Regions from separate parts of the Homo sapiens genome. Here regions 1, 2 and 4 are each linked to region 3. Evidence: chromatin contacts called from ENCODE Hi-C or POLR2A ChIA-PET data. All regions are on one chromosome and are shown on one strand. The core of a region is the stretch at or near the end of the contact, and the rest is flanking DNA. Distances in the headings are between cores, read along the strand shown.

The links. Hi-C counts contacts between places; a loop is a spot of excess contacts on that map. ChIA-PET counts read pairs that join two places held with the same protein, here RNA polymerase II (POLR2A). Pooled maps may share reads with other maps.
Region 1: a loop to region 3 is called in a pooled map, with 7 times the contacts of the local background. The contact joins the promoter of GOLT1A here to the enhancer-like site in region 3. A Hi-C loop is called at or near these places in 1 of 37 single-sample maps with no recorded cell type and 2 of 50 pooled maps. POLR2A ChIA-PET finds 5 or more read pairs at or near these places in 1 of 52 experiments (PC-9).
Region 2: a map with no recorded cell type shows a loop between it and region 3 (12-fold over the local background). The contact joins two enhancer-like sites. A Hi-C loop is called at or near these places in 1 of 168 maps with a recorded cell type or tissue (naive thymus-derived CD4-positive, alpha-beta T cell), 3 of 37 single-sample maps with no recorded cell type and 8 of 50 pooled maps. POLR2A ChIA-PET finds 5 or more read pairs at or near these places in 2 of 52 experiments (activated CD4-positive, alpha-beta T cell and activated naive CD4-positive, alpha-beta T cell).
Region 4: a loop to region 3 is called in a pooled map, with 5 times the contacts of the local background. The contact joins the promoter of IKBKE here to the enhancer-like site in region 3. A Hi-C loop is called at or near these places in 1 of 37 single-sample maps with no recorded cell type and 6 of 50 pooled maps. POLR2A ChIA-PET finds 5 or more read pairs at or near these places in 1 of 52 experiments (activated B cell).

What each region holds. Positions count from the first base shown.
Region 1 is chr1:204,212,685-204,216,034 of GRCh38, reverse strand. GOLT1A (golgi transport 1A) reads left to right here and starts at 2,047. Exons shown (of 5, transcript NM_198447.2): 1 at 2,047-2,153. The coding sequence starts at 2,129. RefSeq lists an enhancer at 1,520-2,176.
Region 2 is chr1:206,561,810-206,564,857 of GRCh38, reverse strand. The region is part of intron 2 of RASSF5 (Ras association domain family member 5); the gene reads right to left. LOC124904494 (a long non-coding RNA gene) reads right to left here. Exons shown (of 2, transcript XR_007066831.1): 2 at 2,464-3,048. Among named protein-coding and RNA genes, the nearest start is that of EIF2D, 49 kb to the left of the region's middle. Within about 2 kb of position 1,682, at least 9 of the 41 ENCODE cell types and tissues checked have a DNase peak (open chromatin) inside an H3K27ac peak, as active enhancers do.
Region 3 is chr1:205,286,705-205,290,095 of GRCh38, reverse strand. No RefSeq gene overlaps it. Among named protein-coding and RNA genes, the nearest start is that of NUAK2, 33 kb to the left of the region's middle. Within about 2 kb of position 1,740, at least 13 of the 41 ENCODE cell types and tissues checked have a DNase peak (open chromatin) inside an H3K27ac peak, as active enhancers do.
Region 4 is chr1:206,468,743-206,472,236 of GRCh38, reverse strand. It overlaps IKBKE (inhibitor of nuclear factor kappa B kinase subunit epsilon), which reads right to left and starts at 1,761. Exons shown (of 22, transcript NM_014002.4): 1 at 1,539-1,761; 2 at 992-1,081. RefSeq lists enhancers at 2,385-2,694, 2,214-2,851.

The sequences.
Region 1 (3,350 bases), core at 798-3,297, 1.1 Mb after region 3:
AAACGAAGAAATTGACTGAAAATATTTAACAGAGGATATGTGAGAGAAGCAAACATGGAATCAGAGACACTTGAGATGCAGAAGATCTCACTGAGTTTCCTTAATAAAAGTTTTTAGGGTTTATTTCATATTATTGCCATCCTTTATATGTTTAGTTTTTTTGGAGCCCAAGGATGCTATGTTGTCATAATTATGTGTGGAAATGTTGTGTCCTGTCTTTACAACACTGTCCCGGGTGTCCACATGCAATTGCTCTAAACCACTTTTATCTTCTTTTCTTTTCCCAATCCATCCTCTATCCCCCATTGCCCATTGGAAATATGTGATCTCTAAGGCCTTTTAAGATCCCAGAGACTGAATTTTACCTCAACGCTGATATGTTTCAAGACAGAGGTTGATGTGTCTGTGGTACTCTATGGCGACCCCATTCCATGGGAGCTATTTTGACAATACACACATACCTAAGACTGAGTTCCTTTGCATGCACATCATACTTCTATATTATCTCCACCTTGTGCTCTCTAATTTGCCTTGCTATGTTATCCCTATTTCAATTAAGATGCTTTCCCTCTCATCATATGCAAGTACGTCTGGTCTGTTATTCCTTATCTAACAGTTTTTATTCTATGTTCACTTCCTGCTACTCTTTCATTTTCTTGCATGTGTGTGATTTTTGTTTTTGCATAGAATGGCTCATCTTCTATTTCTCTTAAATTCAAACATATATTATGTGTGGGTGCAAGCAATCTGCCTATTTCATTTATGTCTTCTGGTAAGTCTTGCCTGAACATTTATATATTGAAAGACATCATGTTTTATTATAATTTATCTTTTTGTTTCTTTTTAAAAAATTATGTTAGCTTTCCTTGGTTTTGTTGTTGTTGTTTGGTTTGTTTTTTTTTGAGACAGGATCTCGCTCTGCTACCCAGGCTGGAGTGCATGGCTTGATCACAGCTCATCGCAGCCTCGACCTTCTGGGCTCAAGCAATCCTCCTACCTTAGCCTCCCCAGTAGCTGGGACTACAGGCAGGTACCACCACATCCGGCTAATTTTTTATTTTTATTATTGTAGAGACAAGGTCTCACTATGTTGCTCAGGCTGGTCTCAAACTCCTGGGCTCAAGCAATCCTCCTGCCTTGGCCTCCCAAAATGCTGGGATTACAGACATAATGCATTTTGTATGCCAGGCCTATTTGCATTTTTAAATGATGTATATAGGTAGTCTTTGAAATTCATTTCTTCATTTCTGGACACAGAAGACATTGCAAAGTGGATGTTGGCTCTCCTGGCATCAATGCCACGTCAGAACCACTGCTCTGCGATGGGAAAAAAGGATGTTAGGAACTAACTGCCTCTCTTTTTGCAGGCCCAAAGGACGAATCCATGTCTACACAGCTGGTGGGTAGACTAGAACCAGGCCTCCTAAATTGTGCAGTCCTGCCCCAACCCCAAATTCAGGGCTTTGTCTTCCATAGCTCAACATCACAGTCAGTCCAAAGCTTGGACGCCGCTTGGGGAAAGGAGGTCGAAGACCTTCACGTCTAACTTCCCCCATGGCGCTTTTGCCATTGATTTAACCCGATCTGGCTCTGCCATTAGGTCAACAACAGGCTTTGTGCTCAGTCGCTCATCGCCTCCCAGCGCCTAGCATGTGCAATAGCAGAGAGCAAAAAGCTTGACTTTCAAGATGAATTTAGTACATTCCCAAAGGGATGCGCAGATGCCAACTCTTCCCACACTATCAAACCAAGCAAGAAACTTGAGCACCCCCTAGATTCCAATGCTTCCACATACAATCTAAGTTTCGCGGAGCAGACGAGAGCCGCAGAACACCGCGAGGTGCGAGGAAAGGGTCAGGTGGGCGGTGCCTTCCCCGGGCAGGCGCGGCAGGTGGAGGGGCGGGGCATTGCCCTACCGGAAAACGGGAGGAGGGAGCTGGCGAGTAGAAGCACCTGCGTGGTGTGCGGGGGTGGAGCGGGGGCTGGAGGGAGAGTTAATGATTTGCCACAGGCTCATTTCGCAACTTAACCAAGGGTCAGCTTCCCGTGACCATGTACCAGCTGCGTCCTCTGGGCCACGCTCCACTTGCCCGCTTCCACCCGGAAAGCCCCCCAGGCTGAGTGCGGCATGATCTCCATCACCGAATGGCAGAGTAAGTGGGATGAGCGGGGCTGCAATGGGCTATCCAGGCCAGGCTCCCTGCCGGCTGGCTCTCTCTCCCAGCTGGGCTCTCTGTCACTACAAGCGTGACCTCTGGAGCCAGGGGCTGGGAGATGCTGTGCTGGCACCCTGGGGCAGCAGGCAGGGTGGGGTGTGGCTCCCTACCCTCCAGCGGGTGGGAGTTGCTCAGGGCCCACAGGTAGCTAGAGGCTGGTGCCCAGGGGGCCTGGCAGGTTCCCCATTCACACTGACCCCTTTCCCATCCCGGGTTCTTAGAACTGGGTTGCCACAAAGGTGGACTCAGGAGGCCTCTGCCCATTCAGACATCTTTCCCCACACCATCAAGGTCTCCTGTGGCCCTGGGGGCTTCTTATAAAAAACTAAACTCCACTCCCCTGACCAAACCACCATACCCTCACTCCTAAACATCCTTCCCCTTCTTTTGGGGGAAGAGGTAGGGAGGAGGTCTTGGAACAAGTCTGGGGCCATGGGAAGAACCGTGGCTCTGTGGGCTTCATTTGGGTGAGTTACTTAAAGCCTCTGAGCCTTGGTTTTTCATCTGAGAATTGGTGACAACATTCTTTTGTTCACTCAACAGATTTGTCTCTGCTGTGTGCCAAGCACTGTGTTGGATATAGAGTGTCCAACATTAAATGAAACTGACTCCCTGCTTACATTCTAGAGAGGGGAGACAGGTAATTAACAGAAAGAAGTATATAGTATATCAGAAGATGATAAGTCCTCCAGATGAAAATAAAACAAGAGGAGGCTATGGAGTTCGAGGTAGGAGGGGTCGCTATTTTATATAGAGTGGTCAGGGAAGCCTCACTGAGAAGGTGAGCCTTTATTCAGATCTTTTTTCAGAGATCTATAGGAAGTGAGGAAGCAAAGCCACGCAGCTCTCTGGAGGGGAAATGTTCAGGAAGCAGGGACAGGCAGTGCAAAGGCCCTGAGGCATTAGCATACTTGGTGTGTTTGAAGAACAACAAGGAGGTGGGTATACCTGGAGCAAAGTGAGGTGAGGGGAGAATCATAGGAGTTTAGGTCAGGGATGTCACTGAGGGGTCAGGACACTGGAGACTTATAGACCATGGTAATGACCTTGGTTTTGTGCTATGGTGTGATATGTTCTATTTCTATGTTTAAAAGATCATTCTGGGTGCTGGGTTGAGAATAGACTGTGGAGGTA
Region 2 (3,048 bases), core at 433-2,932, 1.3 Mb before region 3:
TTCCTCCTGGCCCTGAAATCAAGTGCTCCTGATTCGTGGCACTTTATCTCATCCTCTTGTCTCTGGAAAATATGCCAGGCTAGGTCTGGATCCCCACCCCATGCTCTTTGAGGTAGACTAAACCATGAAGAAGAAGAAACCAAGGACCTGCAGGACAGGTCTCAGTTCCCCACCCAGGGAGCTCCCAAAGCCAGAAGATACACAGGTGTGGGGTACCTGGTAAGTGAAGAGCAGAAGAGAAGAGAATCGAGGTCCCCAAGCTAGGACCCCTTCAAGCTCCTAGGCTGGGAGTTGGATCCAAAGCCTGATCTGACAGTGTGCAATAAGACCTGGGATTCAAGGTTTGATACTGGCATAAAATCTTTCTTCTTTTCTCCCTAAACTGCTTGGGTGGGTGGATATTATGTGTCCCAAACTGTAAGTGAAATTGCTTTATAGGGAAAAGCTGATTCTGGATAAACTATCTAAACCTGTGAAGACAGAAGGAGGGCAGGAGGGGAGGAACCAGAACAGAGAGTGAGGGATGGCCTGGACTAAGCGGCGTGTGAACAAGGATGTCTTGGGTGAGTTCCAGGTGGTCCTGGAGGAGGTCGTCTCTCTGACCCCTCCCTAGGGGAAGTCCTTATGGTTTAGAGAACTTGGCAGCCAATATCTAGAATCCCTACCAGGCCCATGAGAAACTAGTAAAAAGGGTCTGTTCCCATGCAAAGAGGCAAGGGACTCTCAGCAGGGAAGATAAGGACACTCACATGACAAGGGTGTTTGTTGAGAAGGACAGGATGAAGTACCTGAGTCTGATGATTGAAATGACTTGGCCATAACCTCTTAGTGGCTTGAGCTGGATGGGAAGGGAGGACTTCATTTACAGTTAGTGCTGTGTGTCTTCCCTTACATCATGTGCCATCAAGATCTCAAAGGGCCTTGAAATAAGAGTTCAGCTTGTGGTGATGAGACTAGCAGAGAAAGCTCTGAGCAGGACCCAGGGGGCCTGACTCCTTGAATCTGTCTCTACTGAGCTGTGTGACTGGGGGCAAATCCTCTTCCCTCTCTAGACTTCAGTTTCCAGCCTAGGAACCTCTTAGGAATCTGTGACACATTCTCTTCTTGCATTCCAATTGGGGTAAGCAGTCAATTACCAAATATTTCCTAAACAGGTGGTTCCTAGATTGCAGCATATATGAGAATCACCTGGGAAAAGTATTAGAAAAGCAGAATCCAGGGTCCCATCTCCAAAGATTCAGGAGCCAGTAGCTCTGGAGTAGGGCCCCTGAAACTCCATTCTCAAAGAGTAGTTCTGGTGCAGGTGGTTGAGGCCACCTTGATGCAACACTGAAGGTTTCAGATGCTACAGAGAAACCAGAGAAGTGCTGAGTGAGGAAAAGCACCCGTCCTCAAGAGATTTCCAGTTTAGATGGGGGAGACAGGACCCAATCCCAAGAACAGAATATCCTCAGTGACAGATGAGAGAGAGGTACAAGGTCAAAGAAACAGGTCATGTCCTTTACCAAGCAGTTATGAGCAGAGCTTCCCAGGTGCCTGGCGCAGAAACGGTGGCAGGAGGCATGTGTGGCAGAGACAGCTAAATGCTCACCACAACCTGCTTCCTTTTCTACCAGGGCTCACAGCTGTACTTCACTTCCCAACCTCCCCTGTGGTTAGGTGTGGCCACGTGACTGAGTTCCAGCCAATGGCCCGTGGTTGCAAGAAACACCCACCATTTCCGGGTCTGGCCCACAAGCTTCCCATGTGTTATCCTGATCCCCACCTGCCAATCTAACTTTTTTAAGTAAAGGGGGAAATAAACCTCTGATTATATTCAATGACTGAAAAGCAGGGGTTGTTTCAAGTTAGTCCATCCTGATTGTACAGGATGCAAGAGAGAAGATGCAGCAATTCAACCCAAGCAGTATTTGGTCAATACTGGCTTTTTTTTTTTGAGACAGAGACTCGTTCTGTCGCCCAGGCTGGAGTGCAGTGGCACGATCTTGGCTTACTGCAAGCTCCGCCTCCCGGGTTCACACCATTCTCCTGCCTCAGCCTCCCAAGTAGTTAGCCTGCCACCACGCCTGGCTAATTTTTTCTATTTTTCAGTAGAGATGGGGTTTCACCAGGTTAGCCAGGATGGTCTGGATCTCCTGACCTCGTGATCCGCCCGTCTCGGCCTCCCAAAGTGCTGGGATTACAGGCATGAGCCACCACGCCCGGCCAATACTGGCTTTTGTAACCAAGTACTTGATGTTGTTGGACCTGAAGGAGATGCGAGTTCTGATCTTATAGGACGGACAATACTGGGAAGGGCCAGAGGAGGCAGCGGGCAGTGAATCCCACGAGTGTGGAGTTCGGACGGCATCTCTAAATGAGGCTATCTGGAGGCTGTGCCAGTCTGAAATCTCTTCTGGGACTAGTCTTGGGCCATGTAAGCCTTTGAGACAGCACATAAAAAACAGTCAAATGGGCCAGTGGTTCCAAAGATTCTAGTTTTATTTTTATTGCTGAAATTTGGAGCTAACTTATTTTTAGTAATCTTTTCTTTTCTCTCATGCCGAGGTGGTGAGGGGCAGGTGCCATGCCTGAGGCCTGGGTGTGCCTGCTGCTAGCAGAGAGATGGGGACCTCCCCAACTGTCCCAGGGCTGTGGGGTTGGCTAGTGCCCCTGGAGTACCACAGGGATCCTGTCCAGGGAGGAGCTGACTGGCCAGGCAGGAGGAGATGGAACAATTACAGGCAGGGAACAGGGAGCAGTGTAGGATCTGACCTCCAGGACCCTCTTCCTCTTGCATCTTCCTTGAAGAAAAAGAATTCAATGGTGTCACTGTAGACCCAAGAAAGCCTAGGCAGATGGGGGCATGGGAGTGTGTTTTCTATGTACTTAAGTATAATATTTAACTATAGGCCGGGTGCGGTGGCTCACTCCTGTAATCCCAGCACCTTGGGAGGCCGAGGTAGGGGTTCACCTGAGGTCAGGAGTTCAAGACCTGGCCAACATTGTGAAACCCTGTCTCTACTCAAAAAAAAAAACACAAAACTTAGCTGGGTGTGGTGGTGGGTG
Region 3 (3,391 bases), core at 491-2,990:
GGTGGATCACTTGAGGCCAGGAGTTCAAGACCACCCTGGGCTATATGGCGAAACCCCATCTCTACTAAAAATGCAAAAATTAGCTGAGCATGGTGGTATGTGCCTGTAATCCCAGCTATCTGGGAGGCTGAGGTGGGAGGATCCCTTGAGCCTAGGAGGTTGAGGCTGCAGTGAGTTGAGATCACACCACTGCTCTCTAGCCTGGGTGACACAGTAAGACTGTCTCCAAACAAAAAGAGAAGGAATACAGCAGGCAGGGGGTTGCCAGATAAAAGAAAGGATGTCCAGTTACATTTGAATTTCCGATAAACAATGAATTTTTTTTTAGTATAATATTACACAGGACATGCTTAACTAAAAAGTTATTCATTTTTTTTTTTGTTTTTTTTTTTTTTGAGACGGAGTCTTGCTCTTTTGCCCAGGCTGGAGTACAGTGGTACAGTCTCGGCTCACTACAACCTCCGTCTCCTGGGTTCAAGCAATTCTCCTGCCTCAGCCTACTGAGTAGCTGGGATTACAGGCGCACGCCACCACACGCGGCTAATTTTTGTATTTTTAGTAGAGATAGGGTTTCACCATGTTGATCAGGCTGGTCTCGAACTCCTGACCTCATGATCCGCCCACCTCAGCCTCCCAAAGTGCTGGGATTACAGGCATAAGCCACTGCCCCTGGCCTTCTATTCATTGTTTATCTGAAATTCAAATTTAAATGGGTGTTCTGTGTTCTGTATTTTTACTTGCAAAATATGGCAACCCTAATAGCAGGAGAGATTTGGGTTAGTCAACAGGATGAACTTGGATCAGATATTGGGATTCTGACCCAGGGAAGGATGGAGAATCCCCTATTCTGGACAGCTTTAAAAAAGGAGAATGTGGGCCAAGTGTGGTGGCTCATGCCTGTAATCCCAGCACTTTGGGAGGCCAAGGCAGGCGGATCACCTGAGGTCAGGAGTTCAAGACCAGCCTGACCAACATGGAGAAACCCCGTCTCTACTAAAAATACAAAATTAGCCGGGTGTCGTGGTGTATGCCTGTAATCCCAGCTACTTGGGAGGCTGAGGTAGGAGAATCGCTTGAACCCAGAGGGCGGAGGTTGCGGTGAGCTGAGATCACACCATTGCACTCCAGCGTGGGCAACAAGAGCAAAACTCTGTCTGGAAAAAAAAAAAAAAGAAAAAAAAGGAGAATGTGGCCAGGTGCGGTGGCTCACACCTATAATCCCAGCACTTTGGGAGGCTGAGGTCAGGAGTTCAAGACCAGCCTGGCCAACATGGAGAAATACTGCCTCTACTAAAAATACAAAAATTAGCCAGGTATGGTGGCACATGCCTGTAATCCCAGCTACTCAGGAAGCTGAGACAGGAGAATCACTTGAAGCTGGGAGGCAGAGGTTGCAGCGAGCCAAGATCGTGCCACTGCACTGCACTCCAGCCTGGGCAGCAGAGTGAGACTCTACCTCAAAAAAAAAAACAAAAAAAAAAAGCAAAAAAAAAGAAAGGTGAATGTGTCTGAGGACTGAAGGGCAAGCCTCTAAATGCTTAGGGGTAGAGTTTATAGTCAGAGGGACCTTCCTGCAGCTGGGCCAGAGACTCACCCACCCTCTAGAAACCTCAGCAGCTGAGGATGAACAAAACCCACAGGAAGTGGTGGAAGTGAAACTTGGTGTCAGTGTTGTTGTTATTAAAAGGGGGAAGTGACACCGGGTGAGTGAAGGGTGGGTGGAGGTGAAGTCTCTATAGGCAGCGAGGTCATTCGGCAGCGCCCCCCTTCCTGCTCTGCTAAGAATAGTTACGGTTGTGATAGGGGTGTGGTTTGTCTGAGGCTGGGGGAATGAATCTCGCTTGATGTCTGGATGGGGCAGAGCAGAAGTAGCACTGGGGTGGTCAGAGCTTCAAGTCAGGTGGCAGCAAAACCTAAGAAGCATTTTTGGGTTTGGAAATAAACAAATAAGTGGCCTCAGAAGCAGCTCAGAGGAGAAGGATCCTGCCTTCCAGCTAAGAGAACTATAAGAGGGAAGCAGGGCCCATGACCATGACAGTCCCTCCTCTAGTCAGCTTGGGAAGCTCTGAGAAGCTCTTTCCATTAAGAGAGTCAGGGATGCTCCAGAAATCAGGCTGGCAGGGAGGCTGCAGTGCGTTTTTGTCTCTAGCACTTACTGAGCACTTACTGTGTGCTTGACATTGTGCCAGGCCCTGAGGCTCCAGAATTAAATACAGTGTGGTTCCTGCGCTCCAGAGGTTGGAAGTCCAGTGGAAGAGATATGCATCAAACTAATATAAATTCATGAATTCATTGTGATCAGAGGTAATAGTTGAAAGCCCAAGCAGCAGCCTACCTACTGTGAGCCTGAGCCCACCCCTCAGCAACTCCCCAGCCCTGGCCCAGGCTGCAAACCAACAGAGGCCGGAGTCACCCAGCTGCCTGCAGAGCAGTGCATCAAGTCAGGACCCTTTCTCTGCCCAGACGTCTTTGCCAACTGTTTGGAACAAAGGGAAATCATCTGGTTTGGGGAAAGACATAAGAATGACCGTTTTCTTTCCTAAACCTTCACCCTCTCCCATTTCGGCCTGAGAAAAGCTGTTAGATGCTTCTTCAGAGGGTTTCTAAGGGCCACAATTGCCTTCCACCTAAGAGGGAACAGGGTGGGGAGGGGTGGCAATGGCCTTCTTTGACCGCAGAGGTTTTGGATTTAGCCTGAAGTCACAGAACAACTGAAGCCAAGAGACAGTTCACCCTTTCTGGTGTCTAGAGCTTATTGAACAAATGTCCATTGACCCCCTATTGCTAGGGGCAGGGGTGAAATATTGAGTTGAGTCCAGGGCTCCAGCCTACTAGAGGCACAGTCTGTAGAGAAGTCAGATAATGACCAGGCGGTGCCTAAGCTGGATCTGAATCCAGGGCCTTTAGTCATCAGACACTGGACAGATTCTTCGTGGAGGGAGTTGGGCCTTGAAGGCTGAAGAGTTTTCTGGGTCAAGTACATGTTTAGGGAGCAAGAATTCCTTGGAAACTTAAAAACTGGTCTCCCATGGTCAAGTCTGGCTCCTGTATGTGAACATCATACACACAGAACATGGCTCTGTATCCTGACTCCTATGCACCCCCGGCCACATTGTATACTCCTGCTTGTATGCTCCTGGCCAGTGAGGTGTCTGCAGTCTTGGGACAAGTGGTGGCCAGGGAGTCTTTGTCCCCTGGGTTCCTGGGGTTCAGGCTTCAGGTCTGGTTTCTGCCGTTGCCCCTCCTCTGGTTCCCTCCTTCTCACAAGACACAGCCTGACAACCTGGCCTTCTCTCTGCCTTCGTTAGGAGGGAGGCTGCTCAAACCACAGCTCACCACAGCTCACCACAGCTCACCACAGAGGCCAAGCTGGGTGTGCCTCTGTGGAGCA
Region 4 (3,494 bases), core at 512-3,011, 1.2 Mb before region 3:
CTCTGTCATCCAGGCTGGGGTGCAGTGGTACAATCATGACTCACTGCAACCTCCACCCCCTGGGCTCAAGCAATCCTCCCAACTCAGCCTCCTGAGGAGCTTAGGACCATAGGTGTGCACCACCACACCTGGCTGTCTTTTGTATTTTTAGTAGAGATGGGTTTTTGCCATGTTGCCCAGGCTGGTCTTGAACTCCTGAGCTCAGGCAATCCGGCCACATGGGCTTCCCCAAAAAATTGCTGGGATTACAGGTGTGAGCCACCATGCCTGGCCACTTAAATACTTTTAAATAACGCTAGACTAGAAAAGGCATCTTCGTGTTCTAACATCTTACAGGTTCTCAAACTGAGGGTTGCCATGCCTGGAATCCTATGTTCCTTCGCTCTGAACTTTTTCTCTGTGTAATCTTTTTTAAAAATGCAAATCCTTGATAATGTCATTTCATTGAGCCAGAGGCCCCTTGAAGAGATCGGTGGTCAACTCCTAGTTTCAGATCAGGTAGGAGCGGACATTACACAGAAGCAACTGAGGTACTGAGAGGCTTCCTGAAGACAACACAGTAGCTCAGCATGAATGAGTGGGTCTGGTTTTCCCCGCTGAGGCTGGAGGCAGCCAGCAGGTCTGGGGGCTGGGGCTGGGGTTGGAGCACAGCAGGCTGAAATCAAGGCCAAGGGCTCTGATACTGGGGCAAGGAACAGCTCAGGACTCTGGGATAATAGGCAGTGAGGTGCAAAGCGCAGACCCCCAGACAAGCGGTGTGCCCCTGGATTCTGTGCCCGGGAGCTCTGGTTGTGGCACATCTGGCTTAACTCTGCACGCTCTGCAGATCCTCCCCCCACCACCCCAAGCACCTGGTGCAAAGAAGGGCTCAGTGGCCCTCAGCCAGTGGTTGGATGAATGAGCAGTGGACAGTGAAGCATGTGAGACACCACCCACCCACCTCTCCCCTCCCCTCCCTCCTCAGGGCTCTGCTGTGGCCAAGTGCACTTACCCCACACTCTGAGCTGCCCTGAGTCAGGCAAAGGCTCTTCCTGGCGAGTGTATGTTATGCTTTCTGTCTGTGGCACGTCCAGGAGCTGAGCTACACCGGAAAGAGGAGGGCGGATGAGAGGCGCCCCTCAGTGCAGTTGCTTCTCAGCCTCCATCAAAGGCCGCCGGCCCTAGCCCTTTAACCCTTTCCTGTTTGTCACCTTCCCCCACAGGGCTGGGCTGGGGGTTTCCAGCTCTATTCCCAAACTGTTCAGGGAGCCTTTCCCAGCGTCTCCTACTCCTGAGACTCCGGCCAGGGAGAAAGACCCCGGGAAAGGTGAGGGCAGGCGCTGGGTGCTGATCGCTGGCTTTGGGTGTTGGTAAGCAGAGCCCAGGGAGGGCTTGTGGTTGGCCCGTGGTGGCTCACCTCCATGCCACACACAACGCTCTATGTGAGAGCACCGCTGCCAACAAGCCCACACCCCTGCACCCGGCTGAGCTGCCCTGCAGCTGCCCCTTGTCTGGCCCCTCATTCCACCCCCACCCCCCTCCGCACGCTGCACACTCACCCCATCTCCACTGCAGGGGATGCAGGCTTGTGGGACTGGGTGACACCCCCAGAGCTTTCAGGGCTCACTGTCATTCATGAGCAGTGTTCTTAGCCTCCTGGTAGCCAAGGGCCCCTAGGACCCACAGGCAGGGCCAGTTGCAATGTCTGTGCCACCCCAGGAGCTGGGACTAGTGGGTTTCTTCCCTGCCTCCTTGTGGCGGTGGGACACCAAGCTCAGCACTGAGTCCTGGCTCTCAGCTCTCTCGCACTTCCTGATTTCCGTCTCTCGCTCTCTCTTTCTCTCTTAAAGAGACAGAGGCAACTCGGTGCAGCCACCAGCTCAGCAGAAAAGAGAAAGAGGATGCTCTGAGTTCCCAAGGGTAGGCAATAGGACCAGAGTGTGAGCCACAGAGAAGCCAGGAACTGGGGCCCTTCTGGTAATCTTGATGGGCAGCTGGGTGCTGTTTTGGCATCTCCCACAGTTCACTGGAGCAGGGAAGTTCAGGGCTCTTCCCAGAGTCAACAGAGCAGGTTGGGCAAGTTAACTAAGTGGAAAGCTGCCTGGGAAGTCCATGCTCCCACACCCAGGAACCCCAAGGAAGTGTGGGAGCTATGCCGATCCAGTCCTAGAAGTTGGATCTGAGTCACCTTCCCAGGAGGCCTGCAGAGGTCCGAGAGCAAGCGCGGGGACCCAGCTGATGCCTTCCAGTGTGACCTGAGCACACAGCATGCAGCCCCTCCCAGCCAGCTCACTCACCCGCAGAGTAACAGCTACTCTGTGGGTTGATTGGATGACATGGATATATTTGGAATTGTTTGGGAGCTTGGAAAGCATTTTACAGAAAGGCATTGAAGGCATGGAGGCCCACACACTTCAGTAATTTACCCATGCTCTTCAGAGACTGCTGGGGCTGGCACCCAGGTGCCAACTTCCCAGCCAGGACTCGATGCCCCACATCAAATGTCCTAGGAGGCTGGAGGGGTCTGTCCTGCTCTGGTCAGCTCAGAGATGGCAGTTGGATATGAAATGGTTAAAACCAGGAAATTCCATGTTTCTATAGAATGTTGGAGGGACTTTCCCATGGCCACACCTGGTGGTTTCCTCCGCCAGCCCCACCCCTCCCACAGTGACACTAGAACAGGAGCAGAGCTGAGAACTGCCTAGTGCTCAGATAAAGAGAACTCCCCATAACACCTCCAGCTGGAGGAGTTGCTGCAACTTCTCACATCAGGACCAGGAGGAATGTGCCTGAGTGCCTGAGATCCTCATGTTCCACCCAGTCTTCCCAGCTTGCTTTTTTTTTTTGAGATGGAGTCTCACTCTGTCACCCAGGCTGGAGTGCAGTGGCATGATGTTAGCTCACTGCAACCTCCACCTCCTGGGTTCAAGTGATTCTTCTGCCTCAGCCTCCCAAGTATCTGGGACTACAGGCATGCACCACCATGCCCGGCTAACTTTTTGTATTTTTAGTAGAGATGGGGTTTCACTGTGTGGTTGGTGAGGTGGATTGAACAGGTTGGACTTGATCTCCCAACCTCCTGATCCACCTGCCTCAGCCTCCCAAAGTGCCGGGATTACAGGCGTGAGCCAGTGGCTAATTTTTTGTATTTTTAGTAGAGATGGGGTTTCACTGTGTGGTTGGTGAGGTGGATTGAGCAGGTTGGTCTAGATCTCCCAACCTCCTGATCCACCTGCCTCAGTCTCCCAAAGTGCCGGGATTACAGGCGTGAGCCACTGCACCCAGCCTAGTCTTCCCAGGTTTCTGCCTGCCTGGCACATGGGAGAACTGCACATCCTAGTTACTTTGTGATAGGGGGAGCATGTGAGTTCCCCACCAAAGCATTTATTTCCTGATGCAAGACCCTCCCAGAACTCTGCTTTCTGGCAGTGTGATTCTGTTAGTCTGGGTCCTTGAGTGACTGTCCTGAGCAGAGTTCCCCTGCTGGTCCACAAGGGACATTGGCTTTGGTGAGA